Regions from separate parts of the Homo sapiens genome. Here region 2 is linked to region 1. A link is a contact called in ENCODE Hi-C or POLR2A ChIA-PET data. All regions are on one chromosome and are shown on one strand. Each heading gives the region's core, a stretch centred on a gene start or an enhancer-like site at or near the end of the contact. The rest is flanking DNA. Distances are from core to core; before and after follow the strand shown.

What was found. Hi-C counts contacts between places; a loop is a spot of excess contacts on that map. ChIA-PET counts read pairs that join two places held with the same protein, here RNA polymerase II (POLR2A). Pooled maps may share reads with other maps.
Region 2: a loop to region 1 is called in a map of endothelial cell of umbilical vein, with 4 times the contacts of the local background. The contact joins the promoter of DEPDC1-AS1 here to the enhancer-like site in region 1. A Hi-C loop is called at or near these places in 1 of 168 maps with a recorded cell type or tissue (endothelial cell of umbilical vein) and 2 of 50 pooled maps. POLR2A ChIA-PET finds 5 or more read pairs at or near these places in 1 of 52 experiments (OCI-LY7).

The regions. Positions count from the first base shown.
Region 1 is chr1:68,382,907-68,389,860 of GRCh38, reverse strand. No RefSeq gene overlaps it. Among named protein-coding and RNA genes, the nearest start is that of RPE65, 64 kb to the left of the region's middle. RefSeq lists an enhancer at 4,602-5,801. Within about 2 kb of position 5,325, at least 9 of the 41 ENCODE cell types and tissues checked have a DNase peak (open chromatin) inside an H3K27ac peak, as active enhancers do; they include endothelial cell of umbilical vein, where a contact is called at or near this core.
Region 2 is chr1:68,494,026-68,500,784 of GRCh38, reverse strand. DEPDC1-AS1 (DEPDC1 antisense RNA 1) reads right to left here and starts at 4,109. Exons shown (of 3, transcript NR_110671.1): 1 at 4,014-4,109. It overlaps DEPDC1 (DEP domain containing 1), which reads left to right and starts at 3,703. Exons shown (of 12, transcript NM_001114120.3): 1 at 3,703-3,833; 2 at 6,090-6,355. The coding sequence starts at 3,786. RefSeq lists enhancers at 3,803-3,862, 3,973-4,022.

The DNA.
Region 1 (6,954 bases), core at 4,076-6,575:
AGCCTACAGGGTGCAGTCCTGGCTCTTGTGTAAGAATTCTGACCGCACTAACCATGCCTAGGAAGGAAAGGAGTTGTTGTTTTGTAGAAGGTTCTGGGGTTTGAGAGATCAGTCGGTCACGATTGGCAGGGAGAGCACGTGTGTTTTTATGAGAATTATGCCGAGATAGGTAACAAATGAGGAAGAAATTTGGGCTTGATTGAAGTAATGGGGGCTGCCTGTGAAGCTTTGCGGCAGTACAGCCTAGGTAATTTGCTGAGCTTGATGGGTGTCAGGGTCAGTCCAAGTGAAAGCAAAGAGTGGCTGGGATTAAGGATGCAAAGGAATAGTAAAGAAAGCATGTTTGAGATCTAGAACAGAATAATGGGTTGTAGAGGCAGGTATTGAGGATAGGAGAGTATATGGTTTTGGCACCACAGGGTGGATAGGCAAAACAATTTGGTTGATAAGGTGAAGATCCTGAACTAACTTGTAAGGCTTGTCTGGTTTTAGGACAGGTAAAATGGGGGAATTGTAAGGAGATTTTATAGGCCTTAAAAGGCCATGCTGTAGCAGGTGAGTGATAACAGGATTTAATCTTTTTAAAGCGTGCTGCGGGATGGGATATTGGCGTTGAGTGGGGTAAGGGTGATTAGGTTTTAATGAGATGGTAAGGGGTGCATGATCGGTCGCCAAGGAGGGAGTAGAGGTATCTTATACTTGTGGGTTAAGGTGGGGGATACAAGAGGAGGACGCAAAGGAGGCTTTGGATTGGGAAGAAGGGCGGCAATGAGATACAGCTGTAGTGCAGGAATAGTCAGGGAAGCAGATAATTTAGTTAAAGTGTCTCAGCCTAATAAGGGAACTGGGCAGGTGGGGATAACTAAAAGGAGTGCTTAAAAGAGTATTGTCTAAGTTGGCACGAGGGTTGGGGAGTTTTAAGAGGTTTAGAAGCCTGGCCGTCAATACCCACAACAGTTATGGAGGCAAGGGAAACAGGCCCTTGAAAAGAAGGTAATGTGGAGTGGGTAGCCTCCATATTGATTAAGAAGGGGACGGGCTTACCTTCCACTCTGAGAGTTACCGGAAGCTCGGCATCCGTGATGGTCCAGGGGGCTTCCGAGGCGATCGGGTAGTGTCAGTCTTCAGCCGCTAAGCCAAGAAGATCTGGGAAGGAGTCAGTCAGAGAGCCTTGGGCCAGAGGTCCAGGGGCTCTGGGAGTGGCTGCCAGGTGAGATGAACAGTCCGATTTTCAGTGGGGTCCCACACAGATGGGACGCGGCTTAGGAGGAATCCTGGGCTGCGGGCATTCCTTGGCCCAGTGGCCAGATTTCCGGCACATGTAGCAAGCTCCTGGGGGAGGAGGTTCTGGAGGAAAGCCTGGCTGCTGTGGTTCAGGCATTTGGAAGTTCTTGTGTGCTGGAGATGTGGCTGGGGTTTGTCTCAGAGTGGAGGCAAGGAATTGCAACTTTTTTCTGTTATTGTACACCTTGAAGATGAGGTTAATTAAGTCCTGTTGTGGGGATTGAGGGCCAGATTCCAATTTTCGGAGTTTTATTTAATGTCGGGAGCAGATTGGGTAATAAAATGTATATTGAGAATAAGACGGCCTTTAGACCTTTTAGGGTCTAGGGCTGTAAAGCATCTCAGGGTTGCTGCCAAACGAGCCATGAACTGGGCTGGATTTTTATATTTGATGAAAAAGAGCCTAAATGCTTCTGATTTGGGATAAAGAAAAAGGAGCATTAACCTTGACTATGCCTTTGGCTCCAGCCACCTTTTTAAGAGTAAGTTGCTGGGCAGGTCGGGGAGGGCTAGTCACGGAACGAAACTGTAAGCCGGACCAGGTGTGAGGAGGGGAGGTGATAAAAAGATTATAGGGTGGAGAAGCAGAGGCTGAGGAAGAATTGGGACCTAGCTCGGCCCGGAGAGGAGCAGCCTTGGGAGGAAGGGAGAGGTCAGATGGGTCTGTAGAAATGGAAGATTAGAAAGACTAAGCGACGCTTGGGGTTGGTACTGAGGGGACAGGTGGGAGGGAAAGAAGGAAGATTTGGGACGAGTTGCACTGGGCACAGAGACTAGGAAGGGACTGATGTGTAAAAGAATGCCTGGACGTCAGGCACCTCAGACCATTTGCCTATTTTACGACAAGAATTATTTAGATCTTGCAGGATGGAAAAATTCAAAGTGCCATTTTCTGGCTATTTGGAACTACTGTCGAGTTTGTATTGGGGTCAAGCGGCATTGCAGAAGAAAATAAGCATTTAGGTTTTAGGTCAGGTGTGAGTTGAAGAGGTTTTAAGTTTTTGAGAACACAGGCTAAGGGAGAAGAAGGAGAAATGGAGGGTGGAAGGTTGCCCATAGTGAAGGAGGCAAACCCAGAGAAAAGAGAGCGTAGAGACATGGAGGGAAGGGGTTCAGGGGTTCTTACCCTCCTGAAAAGCGGGAAGGGGGTTTGGGGCACGGAAATAAGGGATAGGGGCACAGAGATAAGAGGTTGGGGTGTGGAAATAAGGTATTGGGGGTTCTTGCCCCCTAGAAAAGCAGGACTTGTCACTAAGGGTGAAGGAGAAGGGGTTGAGGGGTACTTGCTCCTCCCCCAGAAAAGCGGGACTTGCCGCTAAAGGTGAAGGAGAAGGGGTTGAGGGGTACTTGACCCTGCCCCAGGAAAGCGGGACTTGCCACTAAGGGTGAAGGAGAAGGGTTTGAGGGGTACTTGCCCCTCTCCCAGAAAAGCAGAGAAGGGGTAGAGACAAGGAGAGAAGGGGTTGGGGTACTTGCCCCTTCCCCAGAAAAGCAGAGAAGGGGTAGAGACAAGGAGAGAAGGGGTTGGAGTACTTGCCCCTTCCCCAGAAAAGCAGAGAAGGGGTAGAGACAAGGAGAGAAGGGGTTGGGGTACTTGCCCCTTCCCCAGAAAAGCAGAGAAGGGGTAGAGACAAGGAGAAAAGGGGTTGGGGTACTTGCCCCTTCCCCAGAAAAGTGGGACTTGCCGCTAAGGGTGAAGGACCAAGGCAGGCGTCCCTGCGTGGTCTGATACCTTTGAAACGTGGGTGAATAATCAGAGAGACATCCCTGCAATGATTAAACACCAAAGGAAGGCTGCTTTCCCAGTCCGTGACCGGCGCCGGAGTTTTGGGTCCACGGATAAAACATGTCTCCTTTGTCTCTACCGGAAAATGAAAGGAATTGAAATTAAGAGAAGGGAGAGATTGAAGTGTGGTGCCAAGATTGAAAGGAGAAAGAAGTTGAGGGATAGTGAGGGAGGTTGGAGAAGAGAGTAAAAAGAGGCCGCTTACCAGATTTGAAATTGGTGAGATGTTTCTTGGGCTGGTTGGTCTGAGGACCTGAGGTCGTAGGTGGATCTTTCTCATAGAGCAAAGAGCAGGAGGATGGGGGATTGATCTCCCAAGGGAGGTCCCCTGATCCGAGTCACGGCACCAAATTTCATGCGCCTCTGTGTGAAGAGACCACCAAACAGGCTTTGTGTGAGCAATAAAGCTGTTTATTTCACCTGGGTGCAGGTGGGCTGAGTCCGAAAAGAGAGTCAGCGAAGGGAGATAAGGGTGGGGCCGTCTTATATAGGATTTGGGAAGGTAATGGAAAATTACAGTCAAAGGGGGTTGTTCTCTGGTGGGCAGGGGCGGGGGTCACAAGGTGCTCAGTGGGGGAGCTTCTGAGCCAGGAGAAGGAAATTCACAGGGTTAATCACTCAGTTAAGGTGGGGCAGGAACAAATCACAATGGTGGAATGTCATCAGTTAAGGCGGGGCAGGGCCTTTTCACTTCTTTTGTGATTCTTCAGTTACTTCAGGCCATCTGGGCGTATACATGCAAGTCACAGGGGATGCGATGGTTTGACTTGGGCTCAGAGGCCTGACAGTACTTAGATCAGTTCCTATCACAAAATGGGTTCACTGTAAATGTTAGCTAGAAGCATTACAAACTGAGGACAGGGTCACAACTATATCAGATGGGATTGTAATTGATTGTTTACCAGGTCTATAGTGAATTTTTTTAAACAAATACTAGGAAAATTCATAGCAATAGTGCCTACCTAGTTCTGGTTGCTCAGCATAGTAGATGCAAAAATACTTAATCTGGTTAAATTATATGATCTTACTTTGTCAGGTAGATTGTTTGGGTATGGATTTGTAATTCCACACAGTGCTATTACCAGTATACAAGAATCTTTGGTTTATTTTAGTGTAAGTTATCTTAACTTTAAACTAGTTTTTTAATTAGTATTCCCTCTTGGTATTGTTACCAGAAAGGGGTCCTGATCCAGACCCCAAGACAGGGTTCTTGGATCTTGCACAAGAAAGAATTTGGGGTGAGCTCATAGAGGAAAGTGAAAGCAAGTTTTAAGAAAGTAAAGCAATAAAGAATGGCTACCCTATAGGCAGAGCAGCAGCTTGGGCTGCTGGACTAAGGAGATACTTATAGTTATTTCTTGATTATATGCTAAACAAGAGGTTGATTATTCATGAGTTTTCCAGGAAAGGGGTGGGCCATTCCCAGAACTGAGGGATTCTCCCATTTTGAAGCCATACAGGGTAACTTCTTGACATTGTCATGGCATTTGTAAACTGCTGTCACTGCACTGGTGGGAGTAACTGTTAACATGCTAATGCATTATAATTGGCATATAATGAGCAGTGAGGAGAGCAGAGGTCACTTTCATCACCATCTTGGTTTTGGTGGGTTTTGGCAGGCTTCTTGACCACATAATGTTTTATCAGCAAGGTCTTTGTGTCCTATATCTTGTGCCAACCTCCTATCTCATCCTGTGACTAAGAGTGACTTAACTTCCTGGGAATGCAGCCCAGTAGGTCTCAGTCTTATTTTACCCAGCGCCTATGCAAGATGGAGTTGCTCTGGTTTAAACGCCTCTGACAGTATCATATAAAATACATTCAAACCCTGTTACTGTGGTAAGAAAAAAGTTACTCCTTGATAACAAGTACATACTAAGAAAAATACAGTTATCCCTACATATTAGATAATTGTGAATCTGCACCAATGGTTTACTAAATGTACACCCACCTTTGACCTAAAAGTATCATTGACTTTTCATTTATCGGCAGTGAATCATTACAGCACAAGAGCATCTTGTGGACTGTAGATGGGAATAAAATGAACTAAAGGAAATGACCTAGTAAAAAAATGTAGTGAATGCCTCTGTGTAATTGCTAAAATACCACCACAGGAGGGCCCAGTGTCTTTCCTTGAGTGCAGTGTGTTTCTGGAAGACCTTTAAGCCTGGAGACTCCCAAGGACAAGCACATAAAGGAGATGAATCACTTTCCAGTTCTCATCAGTGAATCATGGTTGAGATCACCACTACTTAATTTGAGCTTTTCAAACATATGAGTCACCACACAAGTTCCTGCATTCTAAATTAGAATGAGAACAGATTTCGTGATGTTGGATCAAGTAGCTCTTAAGGGCAGTTTGCCTGGGCTGGAAGAATGGGTACATTAGATGTATTCCAAACAGCCAGCTTGGGCATGAATACACTGCCCCATCAGCTTTCTGGGAACTGGCACAATAAAATCACTTCCTGAAGTTAGAAGGTAGAGAGAACTCCAACAAGGGTATAAATAGTGCACAGAGTAGTTCTGCTAAAACGACAGGATCCAGAGACACTCTCAGTCTTGGAAATCCTACCAACAAGGATTCAGGTACTTCCTTCTTTTATTAAAGACATTAGTGTTTTCCATTGCCTCCTGTAGTCTAAGTTGTGCTGTCATCCTGAGAGTGTTCCAAAGCCACACGGATACCCTACCTGATTCTCCAGACTCCTTTGGCTTCCTTAGTGTTAATGACCTTCTTCTCCTATCTCCCATTTCACATCACACATACTCCACGTCCATCCCAGTTTGCTATACTTCTATCATTACTTGGAATTATTCTATCTCCTAAATATTAAATTCAAACACTCCATTCACTAACTGCAACCTTTCTTCCAACATTCTCATTCAGTTACTCCCAGTCTATTATTTCTTCAGCCTCTTCAGGACTTCCAGATCCTCTCCTCTTTCTCCCAATATCAGCCCTTCTTTTCTGTAATTATTTTGCAATAATAGTTGTTACCATAAGGGCACTAACAAGTAAGTCATAGCAATTAACAACAATAGCAACTAACATTTATTGAGTTGTTCGTTTATGCCAGGCATTGAATTAAGCACTTATATCATTTAATTAATGCCTTACATCATTTAATTCCCAGGACTACTCTATGAACTAGGTTTTGAGGACCGTAGCCCAGCCTTCATGTTAAGCTTTGCTACATCTTGAACAATTTTACACTCCTCATCATTCTAATATAACTACTCATATGAAATGCTTAGTCATTATTCTAAAACCTAGACCAATGTGGTAAGGGTGGCACCACTGGCATAGTAAGAAATTGTACCTGAAATCTACACTAGTTAGACCAAGGAAATGGAGCTTAACTAAAGGCAGTTTTTGCAGCCTTATAAAGTAATTATACGAGCGGTTGGGAGTGACATAATTTGAGGTATTAAGAGACTTGGTAAGCTCCTGCTTATGGCCTCCTGCAACCTGCAACCTGAAAGGACCTCAACCTGGACAGGCAAAATGCCATCTCCACCAGCTGGGGCAGTGTTCTGTAAAGAACAGGAGAAAGTCAAGAAGCCACACTCACCTCATCTCCCTTGGATGAGGTATATGAGCATCCAATGCTAAGAATGCATCCTTTGCTCTTATAATATCCTTTGCTCTTATAAGCTTATACCAACTCATAAACAACATAAATTTATTTCTCATAGTCCTGAATTACAAAAAAAAATCACCCAACCCCCAGTGCTAACCTTAGTGTCCAGTGGCACTTATAAGGTGCTAAATGATTACTTGTTGAACTGTTTGTTTTATTGAGATTTCAACCCTTTGACAGTATATACTAATGAGGTATCCTTCTCACAGATTCTCCCAGAAGGATAAAGCAATAAGAAGC
Region 2 (6,759 bases), core at 2,860-5,359, 110 kb before region 1:
CGACATTAGTATTGAGATGTGAGGTTCCATTCCATTTATCATGCTATTCGTTGCCTGTATACCTTAGTTTTCTGGGTTTTTTTTCAATTGTATTTTTGTTTTATAGGTCCTGTGAGATTTATGCTTTAAACAGGTTCTGTTTTGATGTGTTTCCAGGATTTGTTTCAAGGTTTAGAGGTCTTTTTAGCAGTTCTTATAGTGCTGGCTTGGTAGTGACAAATTCTCTCAGCATTTGATTGTCTGAAAAAGACTATATCTTTCCTTCATTTATGAAGCTTAGTTTCACTGGATACAAAATTCTTGGCTAATTGTTTTGTTTGAGGAGGCTGAATATAGGACCCCAATCGTTTGAGGAGGCCGAATATAGGGCCCCAATCCCTTCTAGCTTACAGGGTTTCTGCTGAGAAATCTGCTGTTAATCCAATAGGTTTTTCTTTACAGGTTACCTGGTCTTTTGTCTCACAGCTCTTAAGATTCTTTCTTTCATCTTAACTTTAGATAATCTGACGATAATGTGACTAGGTGATGATCTTTTTGTGATGAATTTCCCAGGTGTTCTGTGAGTTTCCTGTATTTGGATGTCTAGGTCTCTAGCAAGGCCAGGGAAGTTTCCCTCGATTATCCCCCCAAATATGTTTTCCAAACTTTTAGATTTCTCTTCTTCCTCAAAAATGCCAATTATACTTAGATTTGGTTATTTAACATAATCCCAGACTTCTTGGAGGCTTTGTTCATACTTTCTTATTCTTTTTTTTTTTTTTTGTCTTAGTCGGATTGGGTTAATTCAAAAACCTTGTCTTTGAGCTCTGAAGTTCTTTCATCTGCTTGTTCAATTCTATTGCTGAGACTTTCCAGAGCATTTTGCATTTCTATAAGTGCGTCCATGGTTTCCTGAAGTTTTTATTGTTTTTTAATTATGCTATCTATCTCATTGGAAATTTCTCCCCTCATTTCTTGTATCATTTTTTGGATTTCCTTAAATTGTGCTTTGCCTTTCTCTGGATCGCCCTGATTAACTTAATAATGAAACTTCTGAACTCTTTTTTAGGTTAATCAGGGATTTCTTCTTGTTTTGGATCCATTGCTGGTGAGCTAGTGTGATTTTTGGGGGGTGTTAAAGAACTTTGTCATATTACCAGAGTTGGTTTTCTGATTCCTTCTCATTTGGGTAGGCTCTGTCATAGGAAAGGCCTAGGGCTCAAGGCTGTGGTTCAGATTCTTTTGTCCCATGGAGTGTTCCCTTGATGTAGTGGTTTCCCCCTTTTCCTAGGGATGTGGCTTCCTGAGAGCCAAGATGTAGTGATTGTTATCTCCTCTGGATCTAGCCACCCAGCAAGTCTACCAGGCTCTGGGCTGGTACTGGGGGTTGTCTGCACAGAGTCGTGTGATGTGAACTGTCTGTGGGTCTCTCAGTCATGGATACCAGCCAGCACAGTATTTGGGGTGTCTTCCGGGTCCTGCAGGAGCAATCCACTTCCTTCAGATGGTCTATCAATTCTCTCAGCTTTCCTGATTTATTCCTGCAGTCATTCTGGAGCAAAAGTTCACAGTGCAAGCCTCCACATTCTGCTCTTTCCATCCAAGTGGGAGCTGCAATCTAGTCCTGCCTCCCATCCACCATTATCTCTCCAGCTACCTGAATTAAGTTCTGTGTGGCTTGGGACGCCTCACGATCATGGCAGAAGGTGAAAGGCACATCTCACATGGTGGCAGACAAAAGAAGAGAGCTCATTTTCTTTTGTGATACTCATTGTATCACAATGAGTAGATTAGGTTAGGTTCAGCTAGAAGAGTAAATTAACAGAGGCTCATATTTCTTTCATATATAAGTCCACAGCTAGGCAGTTCATGGGCATTACAGCATCTCAGCTGCACAGTCTTCAGAGATACAGCCTCCTCCAACCCTACACATTTACCCTGTACTCTCCCTCCCATGACAAACACACACACACACACATACATACACATATATACATACACCCCAATCAGGATTTGGGGAATCCCAGGAATCAGCATTTTAACAGGTATTGCAGGAAATTCTAAAACATGTAGTTTTTAACCCACTCTGAGAAATTCTAATGTAGGAGAATTAGGAAAAGGATGATAAAGTGACTCTCGCAGAATTGGTAATGAGAGGAAATAAAATGACTTCCAAGATTTAAACTATGCAATCAATGAATAATTGTTAAGAGCAAAGGTATGTAAAGTTACCTTAAAGAAACTCAGACCACTCACATTTAACAAAAACCTAACTTTTAAATATTTTATCATCTAAAGACACTATAAATGTGAAAGTGGATGGTGCAGAGTGAATCCACAGCCACAGTGGATTATTAAGGTACTATTAAGCTGTGGCTACCTATATCAAAGGCTGTATGTGAGATGATTTTCAACTTGGGGAGCTGGGCAAAAATAAATTTTGGCTTCCACAGTCTCATCTCCATTTCCTTCTGAAAGGAAAAAGAAAAGAAAAACGAAAATCCTGGGACAATGTATCATAAAGCCAGGTAAGAAACAGTTAACATTATTTTGTAACATCAATCATTTTACTTTTCCTTAACATAAGTGGAAAATTGAGTAGATTGTTCCTGTTTACCAAGTATGTTTTTGAAAATTCCTACCCACTGGTCCTGGTAGAAAATAGATGTGCTTCTGCCCAAATTAAGGAAAACTCCACAGACCTACACTACCACTCCCTGAACATTTTTCTTTATCTCTTCTTTTTACTGCATCCTATCCTCTTAAACTGCTATTTAATTTCCAAGTGAATTCTTCCACAGCTTCAAATCACTCAAGCAATCTCCCACTTTACTAAGGGATTCTTAGCATCAGATAGTTTCAGACTGGTGACAGGGTATTTATTAAAAGCATGAAGTCTGTGCTTTGCCAAGGAGACCTAAGACTGAGTAAGTCTCTTCAACTCTCGGAATGTAGTTTTTGTCATTTGAAAATTGACTTCTGTTGAAGATTTATTTTCTAAGATCCTAGTGAAATTTTAAGTGTATAATCACGATCCAAACATAACCAACATTCTTATACAGTGGTAGAGTTTAAGGGAAGCAATTTGACAAGTTGTACACAACCTTTCCCAAGCCCCACATTGTATGTACTTAAGAAAGACTACCTATAATCCATTTTATTACCCAACTGGGGGGTTCTGAATGATCCATTTTACTGCACAATTAGGGGGTTCTGAACCTAGATTTTAGCACTTCAGAGAATCATGGCACCTGCTGAGAGAGAGGATAGGCAGCAGAGAGAGAAACTGCGACACATATCCATCAGGTTGCTTTGCCTTCTAAGCTAACTGCTGAAGATCCTGTAGGGCCAGGCAGAAAAACCGTATTTTCTTGTCTTTTCAAATTTCAAATTCCCTTAAACCAAAGGCTGGACTCCAAATAATTTCGTTTGGAACTAAAGAGCTCATCCCCTCTGAGCACGAAAACAGGACTCTGTGACTCCGCCTCGCCGTAGACCGCAGGAGGGAGAAACAGCGCCAGGGAAACCCGAGCCTGTCCCATCGAGGCGGTCCCAGGCCAGCCCAGCCCACCCCAGCCCGCGCCAGCTACTGGAGCCCCAGGACGCAGCCGAGCGGCCCTCGCCGACTCCTTCCCGAGCCTGGCTGTGGCGTCACGTGACCCGCGGCGCGGCCAATCCGCGCAGCCCTCTATGCTATTCAAATCGGCGGCGGGGCCAACGGTTGTGCCGAGACTCGCCACTGCCGCGGCCGCTGGGCCTGAGTGTCGCCTTCGCCGCCATGGACGCCACCGGGCGCTGACAGACCTATGGAGAGTCAGGGTGTGCCTCCCGGGCCTTATCGGGCCACCAAGCTGGTAAGACAGCTCGGATAGACGGGACCGGTCAGCGGGCTGACGGCAGTCACCACTGTTCGCAGTTTTACCTCGACCGTTCGCAGTTTTACCTCGGTCGGAGGGATGAGTCCCAGGATCCCTAGGTTCAGTGAAAAGGCTGGCGAGGAGAAGTAGCGGGTATGCAACCCTTGCCAGACTCACCGCTCCCTCTATTTTGAGGGTCTGGGCCTCAGGTCCGAAAGGAAGCGCCGCGCGTAGGCCGCACCAGACTCGCTATGAGGAGCGACTCCTGTGCCTGGTGTGGCCGGCGTCCCGTGGGGGCGTCTTAGAATATTCCGATTTGGCCGCTCACCTCGCCTGATTTTCTACCCGCCTCAGAATTAGGGAACAATTGGGAATGAGGTCCAAAGCTTTGTAGGGTTAGGTGGGGGGCAAGCCCGAATGTGGCAATTTTGTTTATTGAACCCATAGAATTTAACGCAGGATGTATCGGCCGAATAGCACTAGGATAACAGCTGCCTGTTTCAAAACGGTATTTCTGAGTACCCATCAGTAACCACTGCTGGTGGTCCCTGAATTGCACGTACAGCACTCCTAACGCGTTTTGTGCAGTTGGGTCTTCGGTTCTATAGGATACTGTGGTGCTGGTTATGTGACGTTAGGTGAGTCCCCTACCTTCTGTGAGCCTGTTTCCACATTGGTAAAGGTTACTAATACATGCTTGCCTTAAGGGGTTTCCCAGGAGGATGCTGTTTTTTAAAGTGTGTTGTGATCTGCAGAATAACAAGCATTTTCCTCTTAGGAATGCCCTTCAGACGAGCATGTATTATTAGCCCTACTTTATCAGGTGCACACTGAGGCTCACAGACGTTAAATGCCCTCTAGAGTCACATCAACAGCAAGTGGCAGAGCTAGAATTCAGATCTTCCTGGTATGGCGATCTTACATGGATTCTGCTACTTAGTAAGTTATTGGCTATATTTACCAATATGAAGGATAGAATTTAGGACAGGAAGGAACCTCAATCAGTAGTCCTGCCACATTATTTAAAACCCATTAGATGAAAGTAGTATAAGCACGCTGAAAAAGAAAACATGCACTGAATGCTTACTAGTACTTCACATATATTACATCATTTTATCATTCCAATAAGCCCATTCGTTAGGTCCTTTTGTCCCTGTTTTGTGGTTAAGGAGATTGAGGCATAGAGATTGAAGATAGGCCCAAAAAGTCATAAACAATAGTGGCAGAGCTAGAGCTGGGAAACCAGCCCTACTAGTCTAACTCCAGAGCCTGTTCTTAAAGCCACTACCCTGTACTGCATCTCAGGAAAGCCGTTCTGTAATCTCCCTTAGTACAGAGTCCCTTTCTGTCATTTTTATTACTGTGTCCTCAGGCCAGTACAGAGTGAGCAGCTCAATATCAGTTTCTAGAGTCAATCACACCTGGGTTTGAATGCCTAGGTTCATCACTTAGCTGTGTGACCTTGGTCATTTTATTAATCTCTCTGCTTTATTTTCCTTATGTGAAAAATGAGAAATTAATAGTACCTATTCATAGAATTGGGGTAATTAAAGTGAAATAATGAATGTGAAGCACAGTGCTACCAACATTAATATTAATTGAGGTAAAAAACAGGGATGAATGTTTTCTCTATTGATTGTAGTTCTTCCTTATTTCCAGATTTCTTAAATAAGCTCAGGATCTTAAATAAGGATCTTAGATCAGCCAATGAAGTTCTTCTAATAAAAAAGCTATTACATAAAAATATTACTACAGCACTAGAATTAATAAAAAGAAAGCAGTGTAAGATATAATTTTTTTTTTTTTGAGACTGAGTTTTGCTCTTGTTGCCAAGGCTAGAGTGCAATGGTGCAATCTCAGCTCACCGCAACCTCCGCCTCCCAGGTTCAAGTGATTCTCCTGACTCAGCCTCCTGAGTAGCTGGGATTATAGGCATGCACCACTATGCCCAGCTAATTTTGTATTTTTAGTAGAGACGGAGTTTCTCCATATTGGTCAGGCTGGTCTCGAACTCCCGACCTCCGGTGATCCACCCGCATCGGCCTCCCAAAGTGCTGGGATTACAGGCATGAGCCACCGTGCCCGGCCAGATATAAAATTTTATATGGCACAAATAAGATGAATGATTCTTCAAGAATTTTTATGATATAATCAGATGTGAATTAAAGAATTTTCTTTACCTAATGTACTTCAAATCAATATGAGATTTAATTTTTCTTCAATTTTTTAAAAATATTTTCCTTCTTTTTACAGTGGAATGAAGTTACCACATCTTTTCGAGCAGGAATGCCTCTAAGAAAACACAGACAACACTTTAAAAAATATGGCAATTGTTTCACAGCAGGAGAAGCAGTGGATTGGCTTTATGACCTATTAAGAAATAATAGCAATTTTGGTCCTGAAGTTACAAGGCAACAGACTATCCAACTGTTGAGGAAATTTCTTAAGAATCATGTAATTGAAGATATCAAAGGGAGGTGGGGATCAGAAAATGTTGATGATAACAACCAGCTCTTCAGGTAATGAACAGATATGTAACTGTAAAACTGAATTACTGTAAAGTTTTATCTCTACTTATATTATACTTTTACTATAACAGCAGCTTCTTCAAAGAAGTTTTATTTCTTTGGAAAACTATTAATGCTGTTAGTTCAACTAAAATCATTTAGAAAAATTGTAATGTGAAAGTTAATTGCTACAAAATTTAAAGTTTTTAAGTGTTAGCATATATAATAAAGTAGGGAATTGGAAGGGAAATACTGATGTATTATCACTTCCGCATATTCTGAACACTTTATAACATTTTAAGGACATATTACTGACCTTTAGTTGCATAGTTTCTAGATTATAAGTTCACAGATCCTTCCCTTCAAACATATAATTTAATTTAAGAATACATGTAATAGGATAATAGCAAATCTTA